Linked DNA regions of Homo sapiens: region 2 is linked to region 1. Evidence: chromatin loops called from intact Hi-C (ENCODE). Cell type or tissue: Caco-2. All regions are shown on one strand. Each heading gives the region's core, and the rest is flanking DNA. Links, peaks and the distances in the headings are about the cores only. Region 1 has its middle 150 kb from the start of NCK2. Region 2 overlaps LOC105373531 (a long non-coding RNA gene).

Region 1 (2,755 bases), core at 256-2,755:
CGTCGCTTGGAGTGTGGCCACTGATGCTCTGGCCAGGCGGGCCAATGCCATCAATCTTCCTGGACAGATCTTGTTTTGCTGTTCTGTTGCCTCTTTGCACAGACAGCAAGGGACAATAAAGGTTAGTCATTCTGCACTCAGGTAACTTTGCTCACTTGTTTGTATCTAAATATGCCTTTTAGGTAAACATCGTGCCATCCTGCTGGCACGTAACCACCAAGACCGTCACGTATGGTTTATGGCCCAGTGCCATTAAATGATGTTTCTTGTGAGCTACAACTGGCCAACTTTTTTCCCAAACTGCATCACAAATTAAAATCTTCTAGTCTTTATAATGGCTGAAACCAATGTTTCCAAATCATTTTCAGTGCTAGTTCAACTGTGTCTTGCTTTCTATGTGCTAACCAGTTTACAATCTACTTTTCTACAATTCCTACTGCTCAACACCAGAATACCAAAGTAATTTCTTAAGACCAAAGTTCAGAACTGAAAGGATAGAAAAGTTTGAAAGTATTATTTAAATCTTACATTTCAATAAACATGAGTCTGGTTTTGGCCTTTTCTTACTAGAATGCAGCACTGTTTATTGTTGGCATCTGTGTCATTGATGTGGTTATTTCGTTTCTAACGTCTTGCCACATGCTGGCTGCTCTCCTGAGGAGCGGCATTGCAGGCTTTGGTTACCTGTTTAAGCCAGGCACGATGGCAGTGCCTAGCTGTCCTTACCGGCCCTGGGACTTCAAGCAAATTACTCAGCATCTCTGAATGTGTTTGCTCCCGAGTCAAATGGGGCTGCCCTGTTGAGGGTGCTTGTGCAAGTGCTACCTAACAGTGACAGATGCCTTTGGGGGTGGCCTGCGTGTGTCAAGGGATCTACTCAACATTTTTCTCACTTGGAACTAACTCATTGGTGCCCTGTTAGCCAGGGGCTTCCTCAGGGCCCCCCTGAAGAGCCGACTGCCTCAGACCGTCAGTGTGATCCTTCCCTAGCAGTCTTAGGGCCAATGCACCCCTGCTTCTTAAAGCTTAAGACTCCTCGAGTGTTGAAGGGAGGTTGCTTCAACAAACTGTTGAGCTGTCTTTCTTAAATTAGAAGCCCAAACCAAAAGCCACACTCAGCCATACTCAGCACTGGCCTTCTTACCTGCAGTGGTTGGTGAATTCACATCCCTAAAAATGATCCTCTTCAGGGTAGGAAGTATCTTTGTTTTCTCCTTAGGGGTTGGGAGCAGGGTGGGATGGTGGGAAAAAGAAGTCCATTAAACCAACCAGTATTCCACAAATGTTGGGATGTTCCCCGCAGGCTTCAAGTAGATGAGAGTAGAACCCAAAGTCAGGTCTAAACCCCCTCATGAGAACCTCCCGCTGGAACATTCTCAGCCCAAGTGACACAGTGGCTATTGAGCATTGGGCAAAAGTTCAGTAAGCCAACTAGTGTCCAGAAAACCTGTGTTCCCCCCTACCCCCAGCAGATGGCATTCCCACTGCTGAGGAAGCCGGCCGTTCCTGAGTGTAGCCCATTGGACCTCCAGCCATTAGGAAATGTGCTCCTTCTTGTGCTGTTCCTCAGACTCTGATTTGCAGGGCAACAGGGCAGTCATCTTTTTTTTTTTTTTTATAACTTGTAAGTTCAGGGGGACATGTACAGGTTTGTTAGGTAGGTAAACTTGTGTCATAGGGATTTGTTGTACGGACTATTTTGTTCCCCAGGTACTAAGCCTACTACCAATTATTTTTTCTAATCCCCTTCCTCTTCCCAGCCTCCACCTTCCAGTAGGCCCCAGTGTGTGTGGTTCCCCTCTGTGTCCATGTATTCTCATCATTTAGCTCCCACTTACAAGTGAGAACATGCTGTCTATGGTTTTCTGTTCCTGCATTAGTTTGCTAAGGATAATGGCCTCCAGCTCCATCCATGTCCCTGCAAAGGACATGATCTTGTTCTTTCTTATGGCTGCATAGTATTCCGTGGTGTGTATGTACCACATTTTCTTTTTCCAGTCTACAATTAGTGGGCACTTAGGTTGATACCATGTCTTTGCTATTGTGAATAATGCTGCAATGAACATATGTGTGCATGTATCTTTATGATACAGCAATTTATATTCCTTTGGATATTTACCTGCTAATAAGATTGCTGGGTTAAATGGTAGTTCTGTTTTTAGGTCTTTGAGGAATCACCACACTGCTTTTTGCAATGATTGAACTAATTTACATTCCCACTAACAGTGTAAAAGTGTTCCTTTTTCTCTGTGACCTCACCAGCATCTGTTCTTTTTTGACTTTTTAATAGTAGCCATTCTGACTGGTGTGGGATGGTATCTCATTGTGGTTTTGGTTTGCATTTCTCTAATGACCAGTGATGCTGAGCTTTTTTTCATGTTTGTTGGCCACATGTATGTCTTATTTTGAAAAGTGTCTGTTCATGTCTTTTGCCCACTTTTTATTGAGGTGGGTTTTTTTCTTGTAAATTTGTTTAAGTTCCTTATAGATACTGAATATTAGACCTTTGTCAGATGCAGAATTTGCGAAAATGTTCTGCCATTCTGTAGGTTGTCTGTTTACTCTGTGGATAGTTTCTTTTGCTGTGCAGAAGCTCTTTAGTTTATTTAGATCTCATTTGTCAACTTTTGCTTTAGTTGCAATTGCTTTTGGTATCTTTGTCATGAAATCCTTGCCTGTTCCTATGTCCAGAGTGGTATTGCCTAGGTTGTCTTCCAGAGTTTTTATAATTTTGGGTTTCACATGTTAAGTCTTT
Region 2 (3,037 bases), core at 245-2,744, 72 kb after region 1:
GACATGGTCCATTAGAACTAAAGGAACCAGACCTCTCCAGGCTATTTTGGATCACCAGGACCAGTCCAGCCAAGTAGGCCTTCTGTCCTAGATGGTTGAAAATGGTTATCTACCTTGACTTTGCAATAGGATGGCCTGGGGGAGCTTAAGAAAATGCTGAAGGCTGGGTTCACCCCATAAACTCCTTCTCTGCAGAGTTGACTTACCCACTAGGCACGGTGCCTAGAACACACAAAAGGTTTACATTTCCCTTGAAATCAAATGAAGAAAACAGACTTTTACGTCAAAGAAGAGGTTTTAATATGCAAAATTAACATATTTTTCTTTATACCAAAGCAGTCATAAAATGTCTCAATATATTTTTACAGATGAAGGAGCCCTGGAAACTCATACTGTAGCCCTGGCCAGGGGTGCCCCACTGTGGCATCGGGAGTTTTGAAAGCTTCCCAGGTTGTTCTAATATGTAGCCAAGGTTGCAAACCACTGGTTTTAAGGGTGTCCAAGTGACTTCCTATGCTTAAATAGGTCTACCTGGCCTCCCCTGAGTCTTGCTAGAAATTTCAATTTTAGAGAAATTATAATTAATTGAAAGTAAAAAGTTTTAAATTAAATTGGAACCTGGTTTCTAAAGTCCTCATTCAAATACTTATCAAATGTTGCAGTTACCAGAGACTGAGTAGGCTTTGAAAAAGTGCATTTAATGTGTGAATAGAGGCAGGAGAGATTACTGGTGGTAGTACAGGCAGTTGGCATCCCCAGGCAGCTGGGGGTGTCTGCTCAGGCTAAGAAGGGGGGCTGCTGATGGAGAGGAACCCAAGTGGCCACCTGGACAGCCAGTGGGCCCTCCTATGTCCATGGGCTCCAGGGACTTCCAAAGCTTTCCTTGTTAGATCTGAAGCAGCCTCAAGGCAAGCAGGGTGATGGATTGATCATTATTACCCCACTTTCAAGGTCAAGTTCGGGCCACACATCACAACAGGCCGACTGCCCACCAGCCAGGCAGTGTCCTGCAGCACGGGTGACTTTGCTAACTTCAGACCCTGTATTTCAGTTAAAGCAGAAGATACTGTTAGACTGTGTTTGGGGAGAAAATGAAAACATTCTCTCACTCTTCACCAGCTTTTGAAGACCAGCATTGAAAATTGCCATGATTTTCATAATGGTACACTGATCCCAGGGCAGCCATGTCTGAAATGTTCAGGTAGAAGAAGCAACAAGTGATTTTGTGTGTGTGTGTGTGTGTGTGTGTGTGTGTGTGTGTGTGTGTGTGTGTGTAACAACATGCTGTTTAATGAGCCCCTGGGTGCAGGTGGGCTGAGGCCTAAAATGACATCAGCCCCAAGGAGGACGGGACAGGGGTTTTATAGTCCTCTGTAAACAGGAAGTGTCCCAGTCTGATGTGATTGCTACGTAGTACCCGGATGGCCTCCTTCTCAATCTTCAGGGGTACGTGTCTTCCAGCCAGGGTAGGTATCTTCTGGCTGGCTCTCTTCCTGATTCTGCTATCTTGCTGACACACGCTGCTGACTCACGTGGACTTGTGCCTTTGGACTGGGCCTGAGAAGGGAGGAGATACTCATCCCTTCAAACTTTCAGGCCCCAGAGAGAATCTTTCATTCCTATTTGGTTATAGAAAAAAGGGAAAAGGGGCAACTTTCTCAATAACTACTGCAGGTGTGACATAGGGGGTGGCGTGGGCACCTTGGAAAAAGAAAACCTTAATTTTTTGGGTATTCTTGAGAGACGGGTTGGTATCCACTGTGTCACTGTAGCAGAAGCAACGTCTGAATTGTCTGGTGGTTAACTGTAGTTTCAACAAGTTTTAATGGCTTTTATTATCAATGTTTTAATGGCTATTATCAATGTTTTAATGGCTATTATCAATGTTTTAATGGCTATTATTTAATTATTATCAATGTTTTAATTATCAATGGGATAACACAGGAGAAACAGGAGGAGCCCAATGATGAAGATTACTGTCCCTACCCATGTTTTAAATCCTCCTAAATTAGAGAACCACCCTCCCAGAAGGTTTGCCAGGTCCCATCCCTTCCAGGTTTGAGTTGGTACTTGGGCTACTTTTCTGATGTTTGAAGCAATTTCTAGAACTGCTTTTTCCATTATCATCTATGTTAAAACAGCAATTAGAGACATTAAACTTACCACAGACCCCACCTTCTTCTGCTAATAAGTAGTCTAGTGCTAGTCTGTTTTGATAAATTGTCAGGTGCATTTGGTTTTGTTGTTGCGTGAGCATTTCCAGGGCTGAGGTGGTTTGGTTAGTGATTATCTCTAGAACCACCTGTAGTCTAATTATTCTATTTAGCATAAATATGAGAGTATGATAACCCCATGAACCATCCTCTGCCCAAGTGACAGAACTGTAATATTTGAATATCCGCTGCGGAAGCCATTCGTCCTCTTGCCATCTTTGGCTTCCTCCTACCTTTAAGGATCGTTTTTCTCTGTTTAAGGTATCATACACAGGGACTCCCAGTATGAGCAACAAGTGATTTTTGGCCTTCCCTTTAGGAACAGGATCTCCGGCAGGGTCCACAGGGCTCCACCCTGGCTGCAGGACAACAGCTCCATCTTTTGGACAGCGATGGGATTTGCTTAGGGGCCCAGAGAGTATAGACACTGCCCTCTGTCTCCTCACTTCCACTGCCCCTACCCACTGCCCAAGAAATGAAAAAGAAAGAGAAGAAAAAGGGAGACAGGCAGCTCTCCAGCGTGGAGATCATCAGTCTTGCTTCTCCTTCCCTGCAAGACTATATGACTTGCATTTGCCATTGTGGAAAATTTTACAACATAGTGGAGAGAAAATAAATACTTCAACTTTTTTTTTTTTAATTTAAAGGTGAGCATAACACTAAGAGGTTAGTGTGAAGTGTGATGCCATTCCCAAAGACCTGAGGGCCTCGTGAAAAAAAAAAAAACTACGTACATTTGAGTAAACCTCTGTCATGAGAGCAGAATAATCACAGAATATTGAAAGGAACTAAATATGGTATTTCAGCCAGTCAAGAAGTTACCT

The links. Peaks named below come from ENCODE experiments on the same cell type or tissue, not always from the same donor. Only the 100,000 strongest peaks of a DNase experiment are listed, where the experiment ranks them.
Region 2: a loop joins it to region 1, with 2.0 times the contacts of the local background. A loop is called at or near these places in 3 of 110 quality-filtered maps.

Annotation. Positions count from the first base shown.
Region 1 is chr2:105,895,494-105,898,248 of GRCh38, forward strand. No RefSeq gene overlaps it. Among named protein-coding and RNA genes, the nearest start is that of NCK2, 150 kb to the left of the region's middle. In Caco-2, for the core only: no CTCF peak of the experiment used is centred there; a DNase peak (open chromatin) is centred at 1,460.
Region 2 is chr2:105,967,160-105,970,196 of GRCh38, forward strand. It overlaps LOC105373531 (a long non-coding RNA gene), which reads left to right. Exons shown (of 3, transcript XR_923144.3): 3 at 2,533-3,037. Among named protein-coding and RNA genes, the nearest start is that of ECRG4, 97 kb to the right of the region's middle. In Caco-2, for the core only: no CTCF peak of the experiment used is centred there; a DNase peak (open chromatin) is centred at 1,482.